Regions from separate parts of the Mus musculus genome. Here all the other regions are linked to region 1. Evidence: chromatin loops called from intact Hi-C (ENCODE). Cell type or tissue: left cerebral cortex. All regions are shown on one strand.

Region 1 (4,000 bases):
CAGAACTACTTAGTGGGACCCTGTCTTGAAATCAGGGTGTGTGTGTGTGTGTGTGTGTGTGTGAGAGAGAGAGAGAGAGAGAGAGAGAGAGAGAGAGAGAGAGAGAGGGAGAGGGAGAGAGAGAGAGAGAAAGAGAGAGAGAGAGAGAGAGATTTTGACAAGCTAGTGTCTCACATATCCATGGTGTCCCTGGGGAGTTTTTATGTGGCTAGGTTAGAGAGTGGGAAGGTGAGAGATTTATTTAGAAACAAAGATGTAATGAGCACACTGTTTGCACAGAGAATACCCAACTTCTCCCTTTTAATATAAACATTCATCCAATGCAAGCTACTGGCATTTTGTTTGCTGGTAGAAGCAGGGTGTGGGAGGAGTGGAGGGGGGGGGGATAAACAAACTCTAAAGTTCAAATTCAGTGTTTAATTTTAAATTTATTTCTTGTTTAGTATGCCAAAAAAGAAGGGATCATGTCTATGATTTTCCGATTCCAACTCTATTTGCACGTAAGATAGGGCCCATCAGACAAAATTGGAGACATATCAAGAAACACCAACTAGTTAAGTTCGGATCTCTAACTTCAAGAAATCCCTGCCTGGCTGGACTGCCCAGCAGGGCCGGGGCAGAGTAGGGCAAATGAAGCCTTCCGTTTATGTGAAAATCTTGATGGATGCCAAGAACCTGAGTAAAGAGAACTGTACTTAGTGAACTATTTAAAAAGACCTAAAACTAGCATGTTCTATTCATCCTGAAAATTAATAATACCTTTTATTTTAAAAATATTACCTTTTATTCAAAAATATTTTAAATACCATTTTGTTTAATGATTTGGGGGGGGGCATTCTTTAACCTAGAGTGTATCCCTACCGGTTTTTTGTTTTGTTTTGTTTTGTTCTTTTAGCACTGGGCCTGCTTCTTAAACACATAGCCTGGAGAGAAAGTCTCATTGTCATTACGTTTTGCTGCATGTCCTTATAGGAAGTTTTAAAATTATTTTTTAGGCGCCAATGATCTTAAGGCCATAATCATTGCCAAAGGTGCATTTTTATCAGCATCTGTATAGCAAAGGTGCATTTTTATCCCACGCAACAGGACTGGCTGTCAGGAAAGTAAGTGAGCTACGGGGAGGGGGCGTGACTGCACACTTAAACTTTAGGAGGAGATCTGCCTGAACTCAAACCCCTGAACTCTGTGTGTGTGTGTGTGTGTGTGTGTGTGTGTGTGTGTGTGTGTACTGTACTTGGTATGTCATTCCTGGAGACTGCCTTCTCATCTTTAAACTACAAGAAATGATAACCCTTTTCCACAGAGGAAAAAGTGAATGGAATGCGGTTTGTACATTTTGATCCACACTTATCAGAGTCGCCAGATAAACACTTAGCTTTTCACCATCCGAACGAACAGCCGGACTTGCCTTGGCACTCGGGTGAGGGCGGAGGTTTTCTTTTTCCACTCACACGGCGGAGAGCTGCGGGACGAACCCCTTCCCGGGCGCAGGCTGGAAGTTCCCGCTGCGCGGCGCCCGGGGCCTGGCGCGCCCCGCCCGGCGCTCCCAGGTTCCCAGTCCCCCTCGGCACAGAGCCATTCCCTGCCGCCCGCCTTCCCGGTCCTGGTCCCTGGCCCAGGAAATTCTTCCCCAGCAGCCCAGGGCTCGCCTCACGTGACCAGCCGCCGTCGCGGCTGCTTCCAGAGAGTTTAAAGGTTACCGAGGAAATTAGTATGGATACAGCCACTGGACCCCAGGAGGACGCATCGGGCTTTCCCGCAGCCCGAACGCCGGTTGTCAGGGCGCGGATCAAGCCTTGTCCTCTTAAGGGGCACACACAAGGTCCCGCATAAGTAGGAGGAGTCACTTTGAGAAATAAACAGACATTCGAACCAGGCCGGGCCCAGGTTCTACTAGTCTTCCACAAGTTCTCGCAACCCAATCAGGCCCAGAACAAATCCCCAGAGGGGAGAGTCTCCTCAAGGGGGAAAAAAAGAGGGTTTCAAAACTCACACCCAGCCGAAGGGCTCAGCAGTCCGGGTGTCCCCTCCCCCATCGCGGCACAGTAGAGAATCCCAGGGCAGAGTGACAAATAGGCCAGCTCTCCGCGGGCGACTGGTGACCGCCGCAGTCCAGGCAGAGTGGGGGAAGGTGATTAGTCTTCTTGGACATTGCGACCCCCTCCATTCCACCAGGCCCAGTTTTAAGTGATAGTGTTGGCCGCAGGGTGCGAGAGAAAAGCGCGGCCCGCTGCTCTCCGGGTCCAGACCCCGCTCTCCTGGTGCAGATCCGAGGAGCACAGACTCGGCCTGCGACAGTCGCTCCCGCACCTCCGCGACGCCACACTCCTGGGTTCCGCGCGGAGTCCTTCCTCAGCTCCCCCGCGCGCCACGGCAAACGGACCCGGCCGGCCCGCTCCTGCTCTTTTCTGCTCGGCTCACTTTTCCCGTATTGCTCCCCCAACCGGCAAAACTTTCTATTTCCCCAAACAGTGGCGCGCGCGCGCGCGCGTGCACACACACACACACACACACACACACACACACACACACACACTCACACACACTGACGTCTTTTGCGCATTTCCTGCATTAGAGGGAGGGAGAATCGCTCGCACAGCGATCGAGGGAAGCAGATCGCGGGCTGAGCGCTCTGGCGGGCGGCGAGCCGGCGGCAGCCGAGAGCGCGGACGCGGGGAGCGCGGCGGGCGGGCGGGCGCCGGCGGGCGGGAGGAGGGGCCGCGCGGAGTCGCAGTCCCTGCCCGGCCGCCGCGCTGCGCACCGCCGGGTGCCGGCCTGCGCCCCGAACCCAAGTGGCGGCCACCTCTACCTCCCAAGCCCGCGCGGATGTGAGATCCCAGGCACCGGGCGCCTCGCGATCGCCGGCTACGGCGCGACTCTGCTTAACCCGGGAGGTGACGGCGGGGCTGATCGTGCGGCTTGTGGATTTTTTAAAAATTTGGCTCCGGGGAGGACCATTTCCTCTCGACATGCATCCCTCCGGATAGACTGCACATCCCTCAGTCCACCCTCCGCCCCGCGCCGTCCGAGGCAGGCGCTGGGTGGGCGAAGAGGATCCGGGTTGAAATCTGTGCCCCCGGTTCTCGTCCCCGCCCCGTCCCGCCGCCCCCTCCCCCTCCGGGAGTCGAAATTGCCCGGGGATTATGTTTCGGAAAGGTAGGTGAGCGCCGGGCGCGGCGCCTGCTTCTCCGCACACGGACCCGAAGAACCAGCGAGGCGGCGAGGCAGCCCCCGCGGCTTGCAGCGGAGGCGACAGCTCGTCTCCTGCCGTGGAGGTGTCGCCGGTGGTGGGGGGGAGAGACTTGCTCCAAAAAAACGGACGTCTCCAGCTCTCCCCCCTCCCTGTTTTCCGTTAGGAATCCGGCGAGGAAATACATGCACTCGCTGAGAATCGGCGGCGCCAGGAGGCAGCGCCACAAGGTGTAGCGAGTGAGTGGGGTGGGGCAAGAGGGGACCCAGGAGTCCCCCAGGCTCCCGGCGCGCCTGCTCCTGCTCTTCAATCCTGCCCTCGGGGCGGACGGAGTGACCCCCGCCCCGACCATGGTAGTGTTCAATGGCCTTCTTAAGATCAAAATCTGCGAGGCGGTGAGCTTGAAGCCCACAGCCTGGTCGCTGCGCCATGCGGTGGGACCCCGGCCACAGACGTTCCTTTTGGACCCCTACATTGCCCTTAACGTGGACGACTCGCGCATCGGCCAAACAGCCACCAAGCAAAAGACCAACAGCCCGGCCTGGCACGATGAGTTCGTCACCGATGTGTGCAATGGGCGCAAGATCGAGCTGGCTGTCTTTCACGACGCTCCTATCGGCTACGACGACTTCGTGGCCAACTGCACCATCCAGTTCGAGGAGCTGCTGCAGAATGGGAGCCGTCACTTCGAGGACTGGGTGAGTCGGTCCTCCACGTCCGGGAGTCCCGGGTCCCAGGGAAAGACTTGCTGCCTGAGCATTGGTCCTGGGGCTCTGGGCTGTCTGTGTGTGCATGTGCGGCTCAGTTTTC
Region 2 (4,000 bases), 83 kb after region 1:
GGAGTGACAAAAGAGAAGAGATGGCTTTGTGGTACAGATTGCGCTCCAGATGAGCCTAAGGGGAGACAGGTGCTCAGGGCTGGGTGCCCTGCTGCCTTGGTGAAGCAGCAAGCCCTTATACCCACACCAGCACGTGTCAAGATCACCCTGAAACCAGTGTATTAAGAGTCTCAATAAACAGCCCACCTCCTCCTGTGGGCCTGAAGCACTCATCCTCCAGTGGCTGCAGGTAGGTCCTGCTGATAGCATAGCACTGGCTCCTCCTTCCCAGGAGGGCTAGACTACAGGAAAAGAGCCCCGGGCTTTGTCCCACCCTGGAGCAGCCAACACAGGAAGATGACTGCAGAGGTGGGGATGGGGGGGTGGTAAACATTGATCCCATTCACACCATCTGAGGCAATTCTGTAAAGCCAGCTTTGCCACAGGGCTTCTTTTTGGCTTGGCTGAGACCAATTACTGATGTCTCTCTCTGACTGCCCTTGCTTCCTTCCCTCCTGCCACAGGGGCCAATCCTGGAACAGTACCCAAGAAACCCCTTGTCTTAGTCAGGGTTTCTATTCCTGCACAAACATCATGACCAAGAGGCAAGTTGGGGAGGAAAGGGTTTATTCGGCTTACACTTCCATGCTGCTGTTCATCACCAAAGAAAGTCAGGACTGGAACTCAAGCAGGTCAGGGAGCAGGAGCTGATGCAGAGGCCATGGAGGGATGTTCTTTACTGGCTTGCCTCACCTGGCTTGCTCAGCCTGCTCTCTTATAGAACCCAAGACTACCAGCCCAGGGATGGTCCCACCCACAAGGGGCCTTTCCCCCTTGATCACTAATTGAGAAAATGCCTTACAGTTGGATCTCATGGAGGCATTTCCTCAACTGAAGCTCCTTTCTCTGTGATAACTCCAGCTGTGTCAAGTTGACACAAAACTAGCCAGTACACCCCTTGTACAGCTCTCTACACCCATGGCATGGACAGTCCCTGGAACCTGGGGATGAAGCAGTTAAGACACTGTGGGCCACTGTCTCTGTGGCAGAGTTGGTGTTTCTCTACCTCCCTGTAGAGAGTTCTGTAACTTCGAGTTGAGTATTTTTCTTCTTGCTGTGGACCCTCCTCTGGCTCTGTGAGTCCTCAGGGAGTGCCACTCCCATGGGAACAAGTACTTCGGAGCTGTTTAGTTTGGTCAAGAGCATTGGGAGGGGCTGAAGGTGCGTGAGGTGACAGGGGTTGATTCTTGGTGACACAAGAGGGATTCTTGGCTCCCCGTGTGTTAGCTCTGACCACCGTGGATGAACCATTTCATCCCTGTGCGCCCCACCTTCACGCTCTGAGGGGACTCTGAGTCTGCAGTGGTGGCTGGCGCTCAGGTCACAGTAAGCAGAGACAGGGAGACGGAAGGGGAGAGGGAGAATTTACATACGTGTTTCTATTTTCATGTTATGAATGGGAAACTGAGGCTGGTAGAGACCAGTTCACTTTTCTAAGGTCAGAGAGCTCTGCGGTGTGACAAAAGGGAAGCAGATCTGTGTTTGTCAGGACCCGTTTTTTTTCTGTGACTGGATCACACTACCAAAAGCGCTTTCCCCCTGTGTTAGGGGAAACTAGAAGAAACCAGTGTGGGACAAGGCAAACACAGAGATGTCTCCTCCTGGAGGTTTTCCTGAATCCTCCTGCTCTGAGGCCTGCCCATTACTCTCACTTTGTTGGTCTGCACTGCAAGGATTCTAAGTTCCTCCCATTTTCTATCGTGTTGTGTGATTGCTTAAGCTCCTCCCATTTTCTGTCAGGTCCTGTGGTTGCTTAAGGGGGCAGGCTAGGCGGCACCCTCATTCCTACCACACTGCCAAGCTCCTGGAGAACGCAGAAGGCCAAACCCCTTTCTTCTCACTGTCCTGGACTTTGTCCTCCACCAAGAGGAGGGAAAGATGGGCCAGGGGGAGCATTAGGCAGTGGAGAGACCAGAACCTGCAGCCTCTGGTGCGGCCGAGATCCTGTGGAGCTAGAGAGGAAGAGTGGGTGACAGAAGTGTGCCACGCTGGCGAGGCAAGACCCACAGCTAGATCTTGGAAAACGGAAGCAACTAGGGTGGGACAGGAGCTCAACAAAGAGGAGTGTGGGTATTCAGAAAGCCAACTGCCACCTTCTCGGTGAAGGAAGTCGTCCTTCATTTAATGCTTCTGTCTGCTCTCAGAGACCTGGTCGTGAGAGTCTCTACCAGTACTCTGTGGGGGCCTGGACCGTTCCCTGAGGAAGCATGGTTCTGCCAGTGCTGCCAACTTAAGACCAAACGTTCCTCCTACACAGCTGTCTTCCACATGAAATCCTGCCGGGGAGGTGGGTGAGCCAGCCAGTGAGTGAGAATGAATTACCCGTGGCCCACGTCTTGGCTGGTGTACAGGCTGCCTGCTTGCTGGAGCTTTTCTTCCATCTCTTGGATAAATCAGGAGCTCGGAACACTCCTCGTGGAACCAGCCTGCCCTCCCCACCTGGCCTGTGACTGCTGCCAGGCCCAGAACGCTCTGTGCTTCTTTCTCGTCAGCGCTCACACATACATCACCTGTCCAAGTCCCACGTGGGCAGCCTGGGGGAGACAGGGCGGTAAGCAACGATCTCATCCACATGACAGGAGACCTAGAGTGGGGTAGATTTATCCAGGAGTCTGGGATTCTCCTGCTAGTGGCCTTGCAGAGGACTCTAGGCTCTGCTGTGACTTTCCTGGACAGCTGTCCCCTTCCCTCTGCTATGGAGATGTCTCCTGGGACCTGCCACCACTGGGGCCTCCCCCAGCCTGCTCGAGAACTCTCCTTGCTTCTTTTCTGACTACCTTTCTGACTGTCAGAGCAGCCTACCTTTGTTCTGGGCACCAACAGTCTCGCCATCTGGGATTCTGTGCATGTTTCCAAATGCTTTGTGGACATCATCCAACACCTCAGATTCAACAAAGCAAAGGACGAGCTTTTAGCCCACTGCTCACTCGAGTTTCCCCTCCTGTCTCCAGTTGCACTTGTTTGCCCAGCCTCTACTACTTGGACTCTGCAGCATCCCTTGGCCCTTTGCTCTGTCCCTTGATGACTATTGGTTGGTTCCCAGAAGCCTCAGTGTTGCCTGTTCACGGTCTTTTTTAAGAACCCTTTTCTTAGTATTTTAAGAAGTTCCTCTTACCTGGCCTTAGGACCACCCATCTCCCCTACCTCCAGCTTCATTCAACAACTGTTCACAAGGTTTATAGTACTAATTGTGTGAGTTAAAAAACATTAATTAATACAGATTTAATGGTGGGATTTTCTTACTCAAATCTCCAAGGTTGTCCCATATGGAGTTGGCTCAGCCTTTCTAATTCAGTGTCTCCAAACTCACAGATAAAGCAGACCTTGGCCAAAATTGCTTATTTGCTGTTCCACGTGTAAGCTTTGAGGCTCCTTTATGTGTGCCTTGGCCTTCCCTAAATGCCCCCCTTCCTCCTCATTTTCCTTAGAGGCATGCCTTCAAGGACTCCCCCCCCCTTATGTGTGATTGCCTGGATAAGGGAGATGATCTTTTAATCCTTTTATAAGTAATGGTTCTGATTTATACTTCTTGTTAACATTATGTGAATGTTGGGAAGTTGGGGTGAGGTTTTAAGAAAGCCTAAACTGTTGGCAATGAATCTTAGACGTTTGGTTAGTACACGGGGACTATATGTCATGTGTGCGTGCCCTTAGCTTAAGAGTTATATGTATTAAGTATATAACATCTCTTGCCGGCTTGTCATTTGCAAAGCCCTGGGCCTCATCTCTGACATGGGAGAAGAATGCAGGTAGGGAGGTTGGGGGTGGGGGTGCACACCTGTTTTCCCAACTGTTTGGGAGGAGGGGGGAGCCCACAAGTTCTAGATGAGTCTTGAACGGGGCTGCAAATCATGTTTCTAGAGACTTAAAGAGGTGAATGTTGACCGTCCTGCCCGTCTGTCACTTACATGGCTCCAATACAGTTGTTATTTCATGACTCTTCCAGCACCTCATACCATAC
Region 3 (4,000 bases), 180 kb after region 1:
TTAAAACCTAGAATTCTTTATCTAGTCAGAGCATCATTCCCTCATGAAGACAGGCACACCAAGTCTTGGAATGATGACTTTGGACCCTTTTGCTCATCAGAATTTCAGTCAGAGTACACCTTCCTAGAAAAAAACCCATAACAGGAGACAAGGGATTCTGATGATAGTGACTGCACCCAGCAGTGACCTGAGGCTCAGCACCATACTTAAGCATCAACCAAGAAAGCCACTGGGCCAAATGAAAAAGGGAAGCCATGGTGGATTTCCAGATGGACACATCCTAGAGAAAAGGATCCTGGGAAACCTTGGTGACCATAGAAAAGTAGTCGGTAGAATGGAACATGAAGACTCCATTTGAGTTTGAGGATAGGTATATTGCCCACTGGATAGCATGTGAATTACTGCTTTTGTGAGTGGCTAAGAATGTGAATATAGGCAAGTATATAAGTGTAAAGATTGGCGATTTACAAAGCCTTCATACATAAATAATATTAATTTTCAGATTTTAGAACCACTGCTTAACAAAGCATGGATCTTAACTATGGCTAGACAGACCAGAATGTCTGCACGGTCAGCCTGAAGTGTCTAACAGTTAACGTTGGAACTACAAAGATGTAGGAACAGGGGAGGCCAAAGATGGGGAAAGCAAGACGCACTGATGCTTTTTAGTTACAGAAATGTACAGGGTAAGAGATAGTTCATGTGGTGAGGAATTGACCCTTTCCGTGTCTTTTTCCAGCTGTAAAGAAATTGAGGAGTAAGGTGCGTGTGTGTGCATGCGTGCGTGGGTGAGTGGGTGCATACGTGCATGCGTGCATGCGTGTGTGTGTGTGTGTGTGTGTGTGTGTGATGTTGAGGATCAAACTCAGGACCCCATATATGCAAAGGCAAGCTTGTACCGCTGACCTTGATCAAGTGCTTAAGAACTGAGAGTCAGGATGTAGACGGCTCTGTGGAAAGGGAATGAGGAAGGAGTTGTCAGCTGAGCTAAGAGCTCATCTATAGAAGCAGCAAGGAAGAGAGAACTCTTAGAGTAATGAACCAGTATGGGGAAGCATGCGTTATTTAGAGGCCATGAGAAAAACTCCAACAGGGCTTATTAAAAATCGGTCCTCCTTGGAAGTGATGGGACAAGAGGCTCCCTTCTCAAGCAGACAAGTAGGTTTTGATTTCTGAAAAGCAAACACTTCATTACAGTCAGTTTGGGTTATATTTTAGTTCTCAATAACACAGAAATACATAGCCCAAGAGGAAAAACTGGTCAATTTGCCAAACAAAAGGGAAAAAGATTTTACCCTTGTTTTTAATTTATGTTTCTTTGTGTTCTTGGACCAAGTTATTTCTAAGTGTTTCTGACTCTTACGTTTCATGCTTCCACGATCTTTACAAAACTGTTCTTTTTCTCAGAGGACACAGTTCCAACTGTATGAGCAAAGCAATAAGGAATCAGACTTGATATCCAGAATATCATTGTACAGAAATGTGTCCAGAGGGCAGCGGTTGCCTACTACTGGGTAGCCTGCATCCAGTCCGTGCTCACTGCCTGAGGTGCCCCGCTGCTTTGTGTAGGTTTCATGTGCTTTACAGTTAGGATCTAGGAGGACATTGCAGGGCCTTTGCATTCATTGTCGTGTCCAAGAAGTATCTCTGGTTTTGCTAGCTATGGAGCATGGGCCCAAGGGCTTAGTTCACAAAGAGATGAAGAAATCAAAGCAAGTGCCACACAGCTTGTAACAGACAGTGCTGGAATTTGAACCCAGACAGTCGAGCATCAGTGTCTCCATCACTGAGCCGTCCTGGTATAAGGTGAGAAACAGGAAAATAAGCTAAGCATACATCTAAATGGAGAGAGACAGAGAGAGAGGGGGGAGGGAGGGAGAGAGAGAGAGACAGAGAGAGACAGACAGAGAGAGAGAGAGAGAGGGAGAGAGAGAGAGAGAGAGGGAGAGAGAGAGAGAGACTATTCCCAAACAAAATACAGATTGCAAAATACAGGCTTAGAGCTGGGAGCTTTTCACTTCTGAAGGACCAGATAGGATTACACTTGTGCAGCTTGTTCTGTTTGTGCCCACCACCTTCTGTCAGGGCTTATAGCTGTGTGTTGCCATTGTCTTCTGAGATAGAAACATTATGTATACCATGACCAGGTGATGCTCCGTAAACCATCACCCATGCTCTCTGTAAGGCTTGGCCCCTTGGAATGTTTGCTGGGTTTGGACAGCACATAGACTTATTTGCTTTGAGCCACCTGTGTCACCAGAAGAAGCTGGCAGCTCTTCAGGGCCGTCTCTGGGCCACTGGAAAGAGGAAGAGGCGCTAACTTGTGTTTACTGCCTTTGTGGCCTATCGAGAGCTAAGATAGGCAATGCCGGCTTCTGGTGTAGACAATGTGACGTTCACGAGGCTGCTTTGCAACTGGTTTCTGTGAGCTGGCTGTGAGGGATGGGAAAAGCAGTGTGCCAGGCAGATTTGAGGGACACTTATTACGGTGTCCCCACAGCCAATGCATTCAAAAGGACATTTTATTTTGTAAAAAGGTACTGACTTAAAACTTTATACAAATTATCCTGGATGGAATTTTCAAAACAAAAGGGTTAGGAACAGAGAAGGTGGCTCTGGTCTGGTCTCCGTATCCCATGCGGCAGCTCCTGTTTCCTGTTGATGAAATGTCCTGCTAGTGGGTGGGAAGATGGCTCAGTGGGTAAAGCCTTGTCTCCTAAGTGTGAGATTCCGAGTTCAGCTCCTCAGAATCCACATAAAGCCCGGGAAAGCAATGTGTTCTGTAATTCCAGTGTTCCTAAAGTAATGTGTTCTGTAATTCCAGTGTTCCTAAAGTAATGTGTTCTGTAAGCCCCGTGCTCCTAAAGGGAGTCAGGAAGCAGAGACAAGAGTCTCTAAGGAAGCCTGTGGGCCAGTGTATCTACAGTGTGTAGCAGCAAACACCAAGAGACCCTGCCTTGAACAAGGAGAAGGCAAGAACAATACCTGAGGCCATCCTCTCCCTTCACACATGTTTATACATGTGTACCTACACATACACACACAGAGATGGGGGAGGGGCGGGGGACATAAAAACATAAAAAAATTAAGAAGAACATTGTAAGCAAGAGTCCCCATAGAAAGAGTCTGTCGCTGGAGTGTGTGTGTGTTCTGCACAACCATTAAGCATAGAAACACATTGCATCTTGCTGCTCCCACTTCTGAATTCCAGAGATGTAGCCACCACATTTAGAGCTCTTTCCTTTTTTTTTTTTTTAACTTGTAGAATGACTTATCAAATGATATTATTTATTTACCCTTTTTGTGTAATTTTAGGTCATTTGGGCCATCAAAACTCACCACAGATCATCTGGCAAGGTCATCTTATTTTATCTGTGGGGAAATAGAGATTTGCACACAGAGAAAGAGGCTTAAATGACTCGGTAGACGCGTGAACCTTCATGTTGGATGTGTTTTTCTTGCTATTATTGTATTTTGATCACAGACGACAGGAGAGGGTGGCTCAGCTGCGTGCCTGCGAATGTGTTCGCACCCGTGGGTGGTGTGTGAATGTGTGCGCCCACGCGGGTAGGTGTACATTATGTTGTGTGACAGATGTGCTCGTGAAAAACCCTGAATGAGTCCTTTTATTTTTAAAACTGGAACATGAAATTTTAAATGCTCTGAGGGTGGAAAGATGATTTATTATTTAAAGGAAGCTTGTGGAGGAATCCTTAGGTGAAAACTCTTTTTCCTCCTTCTTTATAAAGAGCAACTTCATTGAGAAGCGACTCTCATGCAGCCAAGGGCAGCCATTTTGAGTGCATCGCTTGCTGCATCTCCTCAAATGTGTGCACTCACGCCATCGCCACGACATTTAAGGTAGAGACATTTTCCATCTTCCCAAAGGTTCTTCTGTGTCTCTTGGCAGTCATCGGTCACCTCTGCCCCCAGGAGGTAGTCACCCTTGTGGTTCTTGTCATTGTAAATTAGTGTTGCTTGTTTTGGGACCTTATATAAA
Region 4 (4,000 bases), 130 kb after region 1:
GTTTTGGTTGGGTGCCCAGATTCCTGTTACGCTTCGTAACTCACACATGTTTTACAAATATCCTTTTGTGTGAATCAACTGTTTAATATTAAGCTATATGAAGGCAAAGATGGTAGATCCTGAAGAAGCCAACAGTGACTCTTGCTCACCCATTTTACCAGTGTCGAGGAGCCTGGGTGAATATCAGAAGCTCTCAGAACCGTGTCCCCCTGCTTTCCTGGGAAATGGGATTGCCACACACAGTAACAGAGCTGAGATCCCGAATACATGTCACAGCGTGTAGTGTTGCGAGCACACCAACAGATCGATACTCAACTGTCTTGAAAGCGGATGGGACAGGAGAGGGAGTATTGGGCAAACCTCAGAGAGGAGTGAGGTGGGTGCCATCAGTACCTAGATTTCTCCCTGCTTCTAATTAACCAAGTCCTGGAAGGTGTAGTTGAGGAATGTTCCAGGGGAGCATGTGACTTCAACGTTTCAGAGAAACCCAGCGAGCACTGAGTAGCCCCCCTTTCCTGACCTTGCTCCCGCTCCGTGCTGTTGCTGACAACAAATTCCTACAGATGGATCTGACCTGCACAGGGACCCATCTGACGAGGGACAGAACTGAGGAGAGAGTACATACCAGACACATCCTGGTGCCTTGTGTCCAGACAGAGAGTCCAAGACCTAGAGATGTTATGTAAGCCCATTGAGCTCATATAGACTCAAGACTGGAACCTGGGCTCATAGCAGAGCCCCACATGCCTCCGTGACACCATCCGTTCTACAGTAGCTCCATCTGCCCTTTCCTCCTAGAGCTGTGGGAGCTTAAGGAGAAAAGATGGTAGCAACAGCCCAACAGAGATATCAGAGTGAAGGGGCTGGAGATAGGACCGGTTTCAAACCCTTGGGCCGTAAGGTAGGCAGGCAAGTGTGTTCATTATATTGCTCTGATTGGATAAGGATCTGGAAGGTGGTTTGGACATAAATAGCAAATTAGGGTAGCCTTTTAGGTGAAGAGGATGGCGAAGCCTCTTCACTGGCAACATTGGAGAAGAGCCAAGGTGGGAGGGGTGTGTTGTGTAGTATTTTCTGAAGCCCACATCTGGTAGGAAGACAGGCAGCTTTGGGCCTAAGCCATCGGGAAGCTAGGGAGTGGGTTGTGAACAATGGGACATCATGAAGAATACATTTCTTCTATTTTGTAATACTTCAGAGAGGCGAGCCTGACGGTGGTTGGCATGCTGGAGACTGGAGACTGGCCTTCCAAAAGGATGTGCCCGGCTGGGTAGCTTCATGGAGTCGGCATGAGTCCCTCCAGAGAGGGCTCCGTTTCCACTGGTCACATGAATGCTGGTTTTCAGATGTGGAAAGTTGAGTCATGGTTCAGGCTTTTAGAGCGTTCTCACTGTTGGCTGTTCCTCCGTCTTTGAGATAGAATCTCCACTTCCATTCCATGGCTGTTCTCCCCTCCTTCTTCTGTGTTCAGTATCTGACCCCACCCACTTCCGAGAGACCAAGGCTCTCCATGGATTTCATCATCAGTGCTGGCACTGTTCGGTTGGCACGGTGCTCCAGGCTAACCTCTGTCCTACTGTTATGGGACAGAACTGCAGACATTTCCTCCCCCTGCCATGCACTTCAGAGATGCTTGCTCCTCTCCCCACCTCCCGGTCCCCCCCCCCCCCCCCAGTGGTCGGCCCCTCTATTTGCATAATGGCAAGAAAGCAATACTGCCACCTAGTGGGAGCTCAGAATGTGACCTTTGACTCTCCTGACCTAAGTGCTTAGTTGTCATTAATATTTCAACAGATGGATACGCTGGGCACAGTGTTCTTACTCCAGCACACCTTCTGATGAGCTACCTCGTGTGCACGGGACTGCATCTTAGAAGCAAGTCCGGAGACAGCTGACTTTTCCTTACTGGTGCCTCTCAGCAGTCCAGTGAGGGCGGGACTTGAATTAGTTAATAATGATATAACTTACAATGTAAGTTAATGAATAATATACTCAATAATATGCAATTTATTTTGTATAGGATTATTTTTAACTGTCTTACTGTCATAAAACTCAAATCACATCCCTCACTTAGCTTGCTGCGGAGGTTTCTCTTCTTGGACTCAAACCCAGAGCCATGTAGCTGCTGAGCAGTGACTCCACCTCTGAGCCACAGCTACAGCCCTTGGTTTTTGTGAGACAGTTTTTGGCATGTTACCCAAGCTGGCTTCCCAGTAGGCCTTCCTGCCACCGGTTTCTGAATGCTGAGATCGCAGGCACATACAACCAGAAAAAGTACAAAAACTCCATTTTCTTAGGCTTTGGCATGTAGTAGCACACGGGAGATCTTGTTCTATCTCTGTTCCCTGCCATTGCTCTCTCAAATGGATGACTTTCAATGAAATTCCAAACAGCCCACATTGTTTCTGTAAATATATCTGGGTCTATCTCAAAAGATAAGGGTATGTCCAAAAATTGCATAAGCCACAAAGGCATCTTCACACTTTAAAAAGCGCAGGTGCCTTCGTATCATTGGTCTTTAATCTGTTCAGACTTTCCCAGTTGCCTGACACACTGTTATCATCTAAGGCTGTTTGGTGTTGACAATGGCCCTTCGTATTGGGTTTGGTTAGTGCTCTCCGTGATTCATTTTGTCCTCACGTTTCTTCTTCTTCCTGTTCGTTTGTTCTCGGTCTTTTTCTTCTGTCAAAGAAGCGAGTCATTTGTAAGGTTTCCCATATCTTTAATTCAGCTGATCACATTCTCACAGTGTCTTTGAACCTGTTTCTCTGTCCCTGTATATCTTACAGAGCAGTGGTGACTGCCAGGACTTGTGCCAGTCAGACTTGATGTCTTGACCAAAAGGGCTGGGACTCCTTGAGTCAGGTCAAGTAGTGACTCAAGACAGGATGGCCATTAGCTCTTGGACAGAAAGCGATAATTCATGTTTCCGATTTGATTTGCTCTTTCTAGGCACGGGTAGAAAACAAGAGTCATGCTCCAACCCCAGATGGTTGGTGGCAGGGCTGAGCTGACATCTGATCCCCCTGGGATGCTCATTTTCCCCATAGGTCTTGTCCTTCTCTCAAAGTGGTGCGCCCTTGCTTGCTTCCTTGAAGGAGTGTGTCTCCTTTTAAGCCCATTTGGCTGTGGGCACTGCTGGGCCACTGAGGACAGCTTGTCTGTCACAGCTCAGGTGACAGGAATGCCAGAGCATGTGGTGACCTTGCCTTACTGCTCCCGCATCCCACCCAGACCCAGGCGTCCAGCTTCAGTCATGTTTTCTTGCACAAACATACTGAGTTTACCTATGTCTCTGAACAGTGCCTTCTTTCATCTTAAAATGGGAAGCGTGTGTTCCCTGTTTTCTATTGGTCAGACAGTAGTGCCTAGGGCTGCCCACCACTAGCCCATATGTAACTTCTGCACCAGCGTGATAATAAAACAACAAAGACTTGATCACAACACTAACATCTTGGTTCAGGTGAACACGTGAATTCCCTTGGTCTTTCAGAAATATTAAACTTGGTTCTTCCTCATCTCTTTCCTGAGGTCACTGGAGGCTGGGGTGCCACAAGGTCAGGATATATTATTATTATTATTATTTATTATTATTATTATTATTTAACTCATCATTGGAAAGGATCACAGGTGATGGCTCAGAACAGGACTTGGCCATCCCTCCCCTCAAATTCCTTTGCTTAAAAACAGTATTCTAAACCCTAGATAAGTGGTATCTCTTCTCTGAATCAATAGTGAATAGAAATGAGGCTGGAGGGAGTCTTTGGTTATATATGTTCTTACATCCCATATAAGGAACTCACAGTGGTAAGGACACAACAAAGAGTGGGTATCTTCATATAGGCAGCCGTTGGGGTGGGTGGCCTTTCTCTCCTTCAATTCGCCTTCTATAGTCTCCTAAACTGAGCCATGGGGGGGGGGGGGGCGGTAATTTCTTGACTCTGCTACTAAAGCTTCAGTGAGCCTCCTCCTGTCCTTCATCTAAGTCCTCTGACACTAG
Region 5 (4,000 bases), 67 kb after region 1:
CAAAGCCACAAACAGCTGTAGGCAAGTTTCCACAGTGCTGGTCACAGTGCAGGCAAGGGGCTGAGGACTTAGTGTCCAAAATCAGGGACTCAGGCCAGACTTACTGACTGCGAAGCCCAGCTGTGCTACTTACTCCTGTGTGACCTGGGGTAGGTTTCCTAACATCTCTGTGTCTCCGTCTCCTACAGGAAGTGAATAAACTCAAAGTCTTTATAATATAGGCTCACCGTGAGATTTAAATAAATCAGCATTTGTCTAGCCCTAAGTACTTAAGAAAACATGTATGTGATCAGTGCCTACAGGCTCTCATTTCTATCGTCATTCCATCAGCAGCAACTTTATAACAGCTGCAAAAAAACCCCAAAAAACCAAAAAAACAAACAAAAAACAACAACAACAACAACAACAACAAAACTCCACCCCCCCCCAAAAAAAAAACCCAATCCCAAACCCAATCCCAAACCCAAAACCAAAACCAAAAAAACCCACTTATTTCACTGGGTAGATGAAAATGAAAGAATGGGGACATTTCTAGTTTAAATCCATGTTACATATTTGGATAATGATATCTTCATACAAGCCTTTGTATCCTGTAGGGTAGCGCTGTCTGTATTTCCCAGTGCCTGGATAATATTATGAATCACTGTATCTATCTATCTATCTATCTATCTATCTATCTATCTATCTATCTATCCATCTATCTATCTATCTATCTATCTACCTATCTATTTATGTGCGCGTGTGTAGGCCAGAGGTGAGTATCGGGTGTCTGTCTCTCTCACTGTCTCAATTACCTTTTAAAAAATGCTGTGACCAAACACCACCGTGACCAAGGTAAATTATACCAGAAGCATTCTGTGTCAGTGCCCACAGCTGCAGAGAGCCAAGTCCATGAGCACCATGGTTGGGAATTTAGACCTTGGTGGCAGGCAGGCAGGCAGGCAGGCAGGCAGGCAGGCAGGCAGGCAGGCAGGCAGGCAGGCTTGGTGCTAGAGCAGTAGCTGAGAGCTTACATTTGGTCTAAAAGCAGAGGCAGCCAAGTGGCTTGAGCTTTTGAAACCTCAAAGACCAACCCCAGTCACACACACCTCCTTCAACAAGGCCACACCTACTAATCCTTCCCAAACAGTTCCACCAAATGGAGACCAAAGCTTTCAAGTATATGAGTCTATGGGGCCACTCTCATTGAGATTACCACGTGTTCTACCTTAATATTTGGGCCAGCGTCTCTCACTGAATTTGAAGTCCCCTTATTAGCTAGGCCAGCTGGCAAGCAGACCATTGGAATCCTCCTGCCTCTGCCTCTCCAGTGTAGGATTAAGAGAGACACACTGCTGTGCTGAGGATCTGCGAGAGTCTTCACACTTGCACAGAAGCACATTACCAACTGAGCCATCTCCCCTTGAGACCTCCTGTTAAAGACGCTCCCTCAGGAGCCTGACTTATAGGTAGCTCCCAGGAAAGACTCCTTAGCAGGGCCCATGGGGCCCATGGCCCAGCATTCTGGCCATTCTTGCTAGTTTGCATTTGTTCATGACCTGTTACCACCAACCCCCAACCCCAGGGCCTGGATGTGTTCCTCTGCTTGGACATGCTTTCTGCTTCTACTGTGTCTAGTTCAAAGCCAGCTCTGCTCTTGCACAGTGCTGGGTGTCCTCTCTTTGCTTCATCTGCTTGACTCTGTATTTGTGGTAGGGTCCTCATTTGTGGGGAGGTTTTCAGCGTCGCCAGGGTACTTGTCTTTGCTTGATGGGCAGGGGTCTTTTTTCATTTATCTTTGTATCCCTCCATGTGTCTCCTTTGCTGAGCCTGGAAGTACATTTGGGGTATGGTTGATGATCAAAGGTTTTGAATGGATGGGGACTCGTGCTGATGGCATCACTGTCGCCTTGCCTGCCATCCTGTCGTGATCTCAAAGCCCTCCCACTTTTGTTATGCATCCATAGCCTGCATAGTGGCTGGCTTGTAGCATTCTCTCTCATACACGCCTCATCTTTCCCATTGATCTAGAGTTACCCTCTCCACCAACGTCTTGGAAGACTGACACAAACATGGATGTGAGAAGGTTTGGGACGGATTTCCAGATGCCCAGAGGGTGCCATTGTTTTTGCACATCTCGTCCTTAGATGAGTAAGGAGAGTAGAAACCCAAGGGAGGCTAAGAGCAAATCTTTCCCATGCCTGGCATAGGTAGGAAATGCCTGGTGCTGAGTGATGGGCAGCTGTACAGGCTCCTGTGTCTTGTTAGCTCAGGGCGGTGTGTTCTCCTCCTGTGTGCCTGATTGGGCTTTAGGCTCACGGAGCGCCAGCCAGTGCAAACAGGTGATCTTGCTGCAGAAAACTGCAGCCCGAGAGCAGACCAGTGCTGCAGCGCAGACGTGTTCCTGAAAGCTCAATGAGTTTTCATTTTTTTTAAAAAAAAGGAACTCATGAATATTTATAGATCAAAAGATGAAAACTTCCATGAAGAAGAGCTTGGCAGGCCAGCAAAGGGAAGTCTCCTGACGGCAAAGGAGACACGAAGCTGGGCATAGGCTTGCCAACCCCATTCACCAGCACCTGTCTAGGAAGCAGGTCTGTGGGTTTAACAGAGGAATCTTTGTTTACACAAAAGGACTTTAATTCTGTACAGCGTGGTTTGTAAACTTATTTCTTGTAAAATGTTTCTTACTGTCCCTGTATTTCCAGATTGAGAAAAGGGGTGGGGGTTAACCCCTGAATTCTTCTTCTATTGCCAAGGAAGAAGTAGAGGAATACATTTACTACCATCATTATTTCATGAGCAAGTGGAACATTTACTTCAATAATTGAATATTTCTTCACTAAAAGTCAGTGTTCCCAAACACTATGCTAAGTGGCTGGCAGCCATGGTCCCTGTATAAAGAGCCCTGAAGGGAATAGAGGGGCTAAAATCCAAGTGCAAACAGGAGGCATGGTTTTTGGCAGCTTGGTTAGGGAGGGCCCTCGGGAAGGCACAGTGACCTGAGGAAGCAGGAGGACTTGGGGGTGGTCGGTGTTCAAGCACAATGGCATGTGCAAAGGTCCTGAGGTGGGAAAGAACCTATACCCTTAGTTATGGAAACATACACTAACGTCCTCATCTCTCCCTCCCCTACGTGGTTGTGGCCCAGTAAAAAAAGGCTTTCTTGGCTCCAGAAGCTCCGTCCTGTATGTGGAAGGGCAAGAACCATGTGAAAATACAAGGCTCCAGCTTGCTCTCAATGAATACCTTCCAGGCATAGGGACAGTGGATCATGAGCCTGTCAGGCCCCTCGTGGAATCTCTCTGGCATTCTTGGAATCGAATTTGTGTGAACAGCACCAAGGTGTGCCTGAAGCAATAGTCCCTGCCCCAAGTGTCAGTGTCTTTTCCATGTGAACATGGCAGTGGACGCGTGGCTGGAGGTGTGGGCATTTGGGTCAACAGATAACCACTGATCCTTCGCCTCTCAGTTTCTAGACTCCCACACCTGTAACTCAGGTCCCTCTGGCCTTTGCTCCTAAGCAATCAGGAATTTTTTTTTTTTTTTTTCTGCTACAGAATGAGGCTGAGCCTCACAGAGCTGGCAACAAGTGACAATTCCAAGTGCCAGCTGAGCAGACAACTCCCTTAGCAATGTACACTGTTATTATTGTTGCCTCATTGCTTTATTATATCTTTTGCAGTCCTGGGACTGGAACACAGAGCCTCACAATGCTCCATAAGCGCCCTTGCTCTCCTGTGGACTTGGGTGTCATTTGCTCTAGGTTACCACCTCGTGTTTGGCTTGTCACTTTGGGTTATCTTCGTTTGGTTGGTTTTGTCACTGGGCCAGAAATAGACTCTAGTTGGGAGAACACCTCTTTTTCCCTTCCCTTCTGATGTCTTGACACCCCTGGTAGGTGCCGCCGGACCTGAGTCATATTGCTCACTAACTTTTGGGATCTCTGGGGACTCAGTCTTCAGTGACATGCTGTTTTCTCTCCTGTGGATCTTGGCTCCTCCTCTTCGGTGACATCTCT
Region 6 (4,000 bases), 49 kb after region 1:
TCAGATCCTCAGGAAACCTAAACATTTCTCAGCCATCTCTCTCTCTCTCCCTCTCCCTCTCCCTCTCCCTCTCCCCCTCCCCCTCCCTCTCCCTCTCCCTCCCTCCCTCCCTCCCTCCCTCCCTCCCTCCCTCCCTCCCTCCTCTCTCTGCAACTGTGTCCTCCTGCTGTTAGCCTCAAAGGATCTTGGTAATGTTCCCTTTTGCATTTCTCTCTGTTGCTACAATGACTGTACAGAAGCCCTCTCCACCCCCAGAGAAGACCCAGTCTTATACCGCAGCTTCAGTGCTGCCTACGTTCAGTCTTCCTTCCCATCCCTGCGGGGAGATGGTGTCTTTCTCGAAGCAAACACACCACAGCTTCACGGAACAACTGCCCACCAAGGAGCTCCGAAAGAGACCGTGAGATAACAATAGAACATGTGCCACGCTTGTGGGCTGCAGGGCTCACAGGGAAGAGGTGGGGAGCAAAGAAAAGAAACAGATTTTAATGTCAGGCTGACAAGAGTTTATTATACACATCAGCGGTTAAAATAATTACCTTTTTAAAAAAATGATAAAAAAGGCTTTCTGGGGCCCTGTTAAATACCAGCCGCAGCTCTTTCACACGGCATTTGCTGGGGCCCTGACAGAGATACCTCGTTTTTTCCAAATCCCCATGAAGGTTTTGGCAGGAAGCTGTGGCGGCACACGCCTTTCTCCTTGCCCTTTTACGGAGTTTCTGTCGAGGCTCTCTATGCCTTTGCTTGGATTTCTCCATTTTGCGTCTTCATTTTGGTATCCTCCTTCCCTCAGGGCTGCCGCGGTGGTGGGCGAAGAACCTAGTCGGCAGGCATCATCTTTTCATTTGCTTTGAAACATTTAGGCCTTTCTGAATAAGCAGAAGACATGACAGCAGTCTGTGGGGGCGAGCGGGGCCCTGAGAACCTGAGTCTCAGTTTTTCATCCAGCGAGAAAGTTCTCAGGGCAAGCAGAGGAGTCCGCTTTCCAGATTGTTCTGGGCAGTGAAGTCTGGCCACCATGTGGCTCCTGACAGTGTTAGGATAATACTGGAGGACATTCTCCGAGACTACTAGGATAGTACTCAGAACAATTAGAATCATATAATATTTTAACAAGATCAATAATAATCAGAATATTAGGATATCACATCCTAATATTAGAATTTTGGATACTCCAGCTCTAATGGCCTAATATGGCAGTTGAGGACCAGGAGGTAAATGTTTAGACTCTAGAGTCCACATATGACTCTGGGATCTCCACATAGAGCTCTCATTCTTTTCCTGGGTGTGATATTCTTTCTCTCTCTCCCTCTCTCCCTCTCCAGACTACAGGTCACCCAACCATGGTGTCATTCCTCAGTCACCATCCATCATTCTTGGTGTCAGGGACAAGGTGTCTCCCTGGAACCCGGAGCTCTAAATTTGGCATGGGATGTCTGGACAGCACACCCCCAAAGGTTTCCCAGCCTGTGCCTCTCCAGCAGTAGGGATATGAGCATGGACTACCCCACCCACCTTTCCGCATGAGACCAAAGTGAGGTCCTTATGCTTGTGAGGCACACATTTTACCACCAAGCTATCCTTCCAGCACCTATCCCACTTCTTTCTTGTTTCCAAAGTGAAAGCCAATTTCTTCATGACCACTCTTCCTTTAATGGATGCAGCGATAATGGAGATTATCTATCCCTGAGGTTGAATTTATTCCGATATCAGGAGTGGATGTTACTGATCAAGAAGTTGCCAATAAAACGGGCCACCCTGATGTATGTGGCTGTGATAGATTGCATCACTGGTAATGTACTGGAAGGTGCACTACCTGTGTGTACCTGCCTCGGTAAGGAGGAGACCGCCCCCTGCTGGCCTTACCAAGCTTGCCCTCTCGGCTGCCCAGGCCTGTTTGCTCTTGTTCTGGGTTGGGGGGTGGGGGGAGCACTAAAGAGCCCTCAGGCAGCCCTGTACTATCTGCCTCTTGAAATGATATTTTTGACTCTGTAGGGTTCTTGACTAAAATGTGGGTTGAAAACTATCGTACCAAAATTATTATTAATTATTATTAGTCAAAACCAGAGTAAAAGATGGCAACTGGAAGAAGCAAGAAAAAAAGGAGTGGGGGGCAGAGTCAGCCGGTGCTCTTCACTCCCTGTGGACTGGTTGGCACTAGAAAGGCTGTGGCACTGCTTCTTTCTCTAGCACGCCGGTTCTCAAAATGTGGGGCACAACCCCCAAAAGACCACTGGAAAACACAGATTTTATTTTTACATTACAGTTCATAACAGTAGCAAAATGACAGTTATGAGGTTGCAACAAAAATGATTTTGTGGGTGGGAGTGGGACACAGAGTTGAGGTATCAGGAAGGTTGAGACCGGCTGCTCTGAAGGGCTGGTGACCTTGCTCGTAGGGCGGTTTCCTTTCAGACGCCATTTTACTTGGATGTCCTAGGACCTCCCTACCTCCATCCTCAGAGCTCACTGGTAGGACTGTTTCCAATCCCTTCCCTGGAGCTGCCTCTTCCAGGAATGAATCATTTGAGTGGTCCCATGACCACCCCAGTTCTCAGCAAGTCTTTGCTGCTGAATCAGCACCTAGATGTCCCTGTAGGGAATTGGAATTTGTCCCCTGATCCTTCAGTTGTATATAGGTTGAGTATTTCTCTTCCAAAATTTTAGGACCCAGAAATGTTTCAGCTGTTAGATTGGGATCTCTGTGAGGACTCTCTACAAGGTTAAATATTCCTAATTAAAAACCCCAGACCCTGAAATATTCTGAGTTATGCAAGTTAAAAAAAATGGATTTCAGAGCATTTTGGATATTTGGAGTAGGAATTCTCAACCCACATACATTTTCTTTTTCTTTTCTTTTTCTTTCTTTTTTCTTTTGTTTTCTTTTCTTTTGTTTTCTTTTCTTTTCTTTTCTCTTCCTTCCCTTTCTTTCTTTCTTTCTTTCTTTCTTTCTTTCTTTCTTTCTTTCTTTCTTTCTTTCTTTCTTTCTCTTTTTGTTTTGTTTTGTTTTGTTTTGTTTTTGTTGTTGTTGGTTTTTTTGAGACAGGGTTTCTCTGTGTAGCCCTGGCTGTCCTGGAACTCACTTTGTAGACCAGGCTGGCCTCGAACTCAGAAATCTGCCTGCCTCTGCCTCCCAAGTGCTGGGTTCTTTTCTTTTCTTTCCTTTTCCTTTTCCTTTTCCTTTTTTCCTTTTCCTTTTCCTTTTCCTTTTTTCCTTTTCCTTTCCTTTCCTTTCCTTTCCTTTCCTTTCCTTTCCTTTCCTTTCTTTTTTCTTTTCTCTTCTTTTTACATCAAGAGAAATTGAGCATCTTAAACTTGTGTGCATATCAGTGCCAGGCAGAGTGAATGGAAAGTAGCCATCTGACAGGAGAGAGAGGGGGAGAGGGAGAGAGGGCAGTTTCCATTGAGTTCCTGAGCCTATATCATCTCCCTGTAGACTTCTTTTCAATTTCCAGGCAGCTATGGCTGGAGCAGACATCATTTGGTGCTGGCTTTCTTCTCCACAAATGCTCCGTTGGGCGACACATTCACGTGTGACGCTTGGCTGCACGTCAGGAAACCCATGCTCATTTTGTGGGCAAGCTTCTGGAAAAGTGGCTAAACTGGGCTGTGTGTGTGTGACATACAGCTATGAATTTATACAAAAGTACCCAGATAAGGAGAGGGGATATGTGAGAGAGGGCTTGGAGGGAGGGAAGAGATGGGAGAAATGCTGTAATTAAAATACAATCTAGGAAAAAAAAAAAGACTCAGGTCCCAGATTAGGTGAATTTGGTTGTATTGTTTTCTTCCAGAATCTGGTCACACTTAAGAGTTTTATTTTGGCAAAATCAACAGTCTGACTTGATATAAAATATAAATCTCCAGTTGGGTGAATGAGCAAACAAAAGCCGGGTGTTGGGTGGAGGGTGGCATGCCTGTAACCAGAGGGGATGCTCCTCCCTGGGGGATGGAGTTGGGTGGCAGGCTTGAGTTTGCCCAACAGCTCCTCTAATGATGC
Region 7 (4,000 bases), 59 kb after region 1:
CCATCCATCCATCCATCTGTCCATCTATCCACTGACCCATCCATCCATGATTTACTTAGTGCAAGGTCTTGAGATGTATGAGTAGGCCATACCCACATAGAAGAAGGTCAGGGAAATCTTGTTAAGGACCCTCCAATACTATGTGGATTACTGGCATTTTATTATTTCTTGACTATCATTGTTTTTTTCTTGGCTTCCCTTACCCCCATTTTGTGTGTGTGTGTGTGTGTGCGTGTGTGTGTGTGTGTGTGTGTGTGTGTGTGTGTGTGTGTGGCCTTGATGTTTGAGGCAGAGCCCCTTATTGGCTTGAGTTCGCCAAGTAGGTTGGGCTGGTTGGCCAGGAAGTACCAGGGGTTTGTTTACCTGTCTCAGCCTCCTCAGTGCTGGCATTACAAGCCCTTGACACTGTTAGTCTCCAGGTTGTCTTACTGTGTGTTTCAGGGGACTGCACGCAGGTCCTGCCAACTGTGAGGTGCACCCCACTGACTCACCTGCCACAGTACCCTTCTCTCTTTTCTTCCGCTCCAGTTGCCCTGAGCTTTTTAATCTCCTGCTTCCCAGATGCTCAGATTACAGAGGTGTGCCACCATATCCAACACTTTTCATTGTTTTTATGACTAATATAGAAAGAATATATTTGTATTCCTTAAGTGTATTGTATATCTCAAGGGGTTTATAGATTGTCTGGTTTTTGTATTTTTCTTTTCTTTCCCTTTCTTTCTCTTCCTCCTTTCATTTTTTTTCCCTCAAGACAGAGTCATGTACCATACAACCTGGCTTTGAATTTTCTGTGTAGTCAAAGGTGGCCTTGAACTCCTGATCCTCCTACTTCCTCTCTCCGTGGACCACCGCTAGCTAACCCTCAATAGCTCCACAGCCCTCTCTCAGTGGCACTTGGTTAGTTGGAGAAGGACGGGTGAGACCCATTGCCTTTGCTGTTTTATCATTTGTTCTGGGTAAAGGACAGTTCAGAGCTCACATCCTAAATGGTGTTTCTTTATAAAATGTGACATGGCAGTTTGGAGGACTTCCATAGCCTAGTGTTATGGGTAGATGTGGCCTGTATTATTAGCAGGATCACTTTATTCCTAATGTTAACTCTGCCAGTTACTGTCTGGGTCTCTTGTCTCCTATCTGAGCAGTAAATGTGGTATGTTAGTCTTGTAGAGTTTTTATAAGGAAGAAATGCTTGGTACGGTGCCTGATATGTAAGTGCCCTATAAATGCCACTTCTTCCTTCCCCTCTACTTTTCAATGTAACAGGCAGTAGGCTTCACTGAAATGCTATGCCCAGGGCAGTTGAGTACACGCTGTGGATTAGGTATGTGCCCCCATGTGTAAGGAGTCTCCAAGATGGCTGCACAAGAGGCGGTAGAACCCTCAAGAGGCACACATACTGGGAAGTGTTCAGGTCATTGGGTGTGTTGTCCTTTGAAGGGATTAATGCAGTGTTCTTGGAGTTAGTTCTTCTGAGAGTGTGTTCTTAGGAAATGGGGTCATCCCATGTACTTGGCTCCTTTAACATATGGCCGCTTGCTCCCCTTCTGCTCATCTGTTATGTTCTGCTGTTGCCAGGAACTCTCACTAGAGGCTGAAGGAACGAGCCTCCCCTCCCACCTCCCCCTAGCTCCCAACACTGCGAGCTTTGTAGAATACCCACTCCCATCTATTTTGTTTGGTAACAAATGAACTGTTACAATACTGTGTTTGAAGACTCGGCTTAATGCTTGTGCTTATTGGATGACTCTCATATGTGGCGCTGGAATACGAAAGATCTAAGCAGTAGTCTTGACCTTGCTAGTGAACTCATGGTCTACCTTATGTAACTCTCAGAATTCTCAGCCTGCCTTTTGCTCGTCACTTACCATCTGTCAAGCTGAAACCTGGTTGGTCACTTCTCCTGCCCCCCCCCCCAGGCAGCTGTGGAGGCGTGGATCAGATAAGAGGAATGAAGTATTTTGAGATGCCTAAATCTTAACATTGCCAGAGACTTACTAGTATCCCCATATGGAAATGTCAAACATGAAATTTCAGTTACTCGCCCAGATCATTTTATATGAGCTTTAATACAATATATTTAATATATCCGAGGCCCTGTATCTGTGGAGCTTGGCTCCAGGTGACACTGGGGCCCTGATCTATTACCGTACGCCCAGGACATAATTTTATGTCCAGAGAAGCAATAGCCTTTGTTTTACCTGCTTAAGACGCTAGCTGCAGAAGAATCTGTCTGGGACTTTCCAAAATAAATTTACCTTTGGGCTGAGTCCAGGAGTGGAAAATTTTAGCTGAAAATGATAGTTTATCAGAAAAGGCGGGAATGACTGGGTAGGACTTTAGGTGCTCATCAGAGACGCTGGGTGCAGTCCCATTGGACCACCCCAGCCTCTTTAGTTCCTAGGCGAAAGCCCCGGTAGGTGGGAGGGAGCCATGGAAAATCTTGAGGTTAACTGTTTCATTTCCATTTCAGATAAACCTCAAGACTTTGTCTTCTGGTGTGGTGGGTGGGCTTGCTTTAGTTTTGTGGTTTGATGGCACTTGGCTATGTAATTATTTCCCTCAGCCAAATATCCCTGGATACCCTGGCACGATGGTGGCTGGAGTAGGTAGCTTTCTCAGGCATAATTCCTATAATCCACAGAGTGTCGAGAAGGTTCCTATTTTCAGATCAAAAGCTGCTGACCTGATTCAGCCTTCTGTCTTGCTTTGGCGCTCAGGGAAATGAGGTATGTCCACTGCGGTGGCTGCTGGGACCCCAGGGCTTTTTGAAGATGGTTCTGAGCCTGGGTGCTGAGCAGGGCTTTGATGCCGGCCGTCAGATGCTCCAGGTTAGATGCCTGTGTGTGCGTGGCTCTCTGTCCCTGTTCACTCCATGCCAGGGGTCATTGGAGCAGATGAAAGGATCTTTGGTCTTAGAAGTTGGTCCTTGAACTTGACAGGGTTTGAGGACTATGAAACATCCCTATTAGGATTTCACTTGCAGAAACCTGTTGAAGTGAAATCTAGGGGTTTAGATGGGATGGGAAGCTATGGAAACTGGAATGGAAAGGCTGTGGTCCGGTAGGGAGATAGCGGGTCCCAGCTGCTTTTATAACTTGCAAAAAAAGTGTTACACAGGATTGCTTTAGTGGTCCTCAACCTGTGGGTCTTGATGCTTTTAGAGTCAAACAACCCTCTTATAGGGGTTGCATATCAAATATTTACATTATGATTTATAACAACCTAGTATACCTCCCCTAGGCTGATGGGAAATAGAGTCTGTTTCCTGCTTCTACTTGGGAACTAGGAACCTTTTCTAGAGAAGGGATCTTGTCAGCAGAACTCTGTGACATTGTGACTACATTCCTTGTAGTCCATCATATCCCACACCCATGTCTGAAGAGTTGCGCTGACTTTTGATGAGCTCAGTGGAAGTCTCTGTGGGTCACGGCTCATTATTTCACAGTCCCACAGTGCCAGCTCAGACCATGTGACTCGGCACTTGCCAGGCCTGTGTCCCAGTCCCCACTTGTTGGTGTGACTGCAAATCCCTGAGATAATTGCTGTGTCAAGAGGAAGGGGGTTATTTGGCTTCACACTTGTGGAGCCCATGGCCAGTTGGCCACATTGCTCTGAGTTAGGGCATCAAGGTGGGAGTACAGAGAAGGAAAATCTACCCCTTTAATGGCTGGGAAACAAAGAGAAAAAGAGGAGGAGACCAGGGTCCCACAGTACTCATCAGGCACCTGTCCTTAATGACCTGGCCACCTCCCGCTAGGTCCTGGATCTTAAAGGCTCCATCACTTCCCAGCAGGACTTGGAGGGCAGTCGAGATCAGGCTATAGAGCCATCTCTGGAATATGAAGGCTTCTGTGTGCACTTCCCATCAAGACAGAATCCCAGTTGAGAGTTGCAATTGTTAGCAAGCATCTGAATGCAATGGAGAGGCAGGAAGGGTAAGAGCCCTTACCTTTACCCACCCAGGTCACACCTTATATCCTCACATAGAGATTTATGCTTT

What was found. A loop is a pair of places that touch in the nucleus more often than their neighbours do. Peaks named below come from ENCODE experiments on the same cell type or tissue, not always from the same donor. Only the 100,000 strongest peaks of a DNase experiment are listed, where the experiment ranks them.
Region 2: a loop joins it to region 1, with 5 times the contacts of the local background. A loop is called at or near these places in 5 of 42 quality-filtered maps.
Region 3: a loop joins it to region 1, with 3 times the contacts of the local background. A loop is called at or near these places in 7 of 42 quality-filtered maps.
Region 4: a loop joins it to region 1, with 4 times the contacts of the local background. A loop is called at or near these places in 24 of 42 quality-filtered maps.
Region 5: a loop joins it to region 1, with 2.5 times the contacts of the local background. A loop is called at or near these places in 8 of 42 quality-filtered maps.
Region 6: a loop joins it to region 1, with 2.4 times the contacts of the local background. A loop is called at or near these places in 25 of 42 quality-filtered maps.
Region 7: it touches region 1 in a loop (2.3-fold over the local background); 25 of 42 quality-filtered maps call a loop at or near these places.

The regions. Positions count from the first base shown.
Region 1 is chr17:86,165,053-86,169,052 of GRCm38, forward strand. It overlaps Prkce (protein kinase C, epsilon), which reads left to right and starts at 2,733. Exons shown (of 15, transcript NM_011104.3): 1 at 2,733-3,888. The coding sequence starts at 3,541. It overlaps Gm5817 (predicted gene 5817), which reads right to left and starts at 2,433. Exons shown (of 2, transcript NR_165800.1): 1 at 1,409-2,433; 2 at 415-675. In left cerebral cortex, CTCF peaks have their summits at 2,435 and 3,411; DNase peaks (open chromatin) are centred at 1,690, 2,045, 2,515, 2,919 and 2 more places; H3K4me3 peaks cover 2,724 bases; H3K27ac peaks cover 2,340 bases.
Region 2 is chr17:86,247,872-86,251,871 of GRCm38, forward strand. All of the region lies in intron 1 of Prkce (protein kinase C, epsilon), which reads left to right. Among named protein-coding and RNA genes, the nearest start is that of Gm52296, 6.6 kb to the left of the region's middle. In left cerebral cortex, no CTCF peak of the experiment used is centred here; DNase peaks (open chromatin) are centred at 2,358 and 2,831; H3K27ac peaks cover 1,468 bases.
Region 3 is chr17:86,341,900-86,345,899 of GRCm38, forward strand. All of the region lies in intron 1 of Prkce (protein kinase C, epsilon), which reads left to right. Among named protein-coding and RNA genes, the nearest start is that of 2010106C02Rik, 57 kb to the left of the region's middle. In left cerebral cortex, no CTCF peak of the experiment used is centred here; DNase peaks (open chromatin) are centred at 2,373 and 3,552; H3K27ac peaks cover 1,832 bases.
Region 4 is chr17:86,291,865-86,295,864 of GRCm38, forward strand. The region is part of intron 1 of Prkce (protein kinase C, epsilon); the gene reads left to right. Among named protein-coding and RNA genes, the nearest start is that of 2010106C02Rik, 6.7 kb to the left of the region's middle. In left cerebral cortex, a CTCF peak has its summit at 1,746 (motif pointing left); DNase peaks (open chromatin) are centred at 1,102, 1,715 and 2,162.
Region 5 is chr17:86,232,443-86,236,442 of GRCm38, forward strand. All of the region lies in intron 1 of Prkce (protein kinase C, epsilon), which reads left to right. Gm52296 (a long non-coding RNA gene) reads right to left here. Exons shown (of 2, transcript XR_003952295.1): 1 at 1-4,000. Among named protein-coding and RNA genes, the nearest start is that of Gm52296, 8.9 kb to the right of the region's middle. In left cerebral cortex, no CTCF peak of the experiment used is centred here; a DNase peak (open chromatin) is centred at 2,407; H3K27ac peaks cover 1,289 bases.
Region 6 is chr17:86,214,133-86,218,132 of GRCm38, forward strand. The region is part of intron 1 of Prkce (protein kinase C, epsilon); the gene reads left to right. Among named protein-coding and RNA genes, the nearest start is that of Gm52296, 27 kb to the right of the region's middle. In left cerebral cortex, a CTCF peak has its summit at 1,853 (motif pointing left); DNase peaks (open chromatin) are centred at 340, 771 and 3,542; H3K27ac peaks cover 1,533 bases.
Region 7 is chr17:86,224,123-86,228,122 of GRCm38, forward strand. All of the region lies in intron 1 of Prkce (protein kinase C, epsilon), which reads left to right. Among named protein-coding and RNA genes, the nearest start is that of Gm52296, 17 kb to the right of the region's middle. In left cerebral cortex, no CTCF peak of the experiment used is centred here; DNase peaks (open chromatin) are centred at 1,573, 1,821, 2,338 and 3,439; H3K27ac peaks cover 2,315 bases.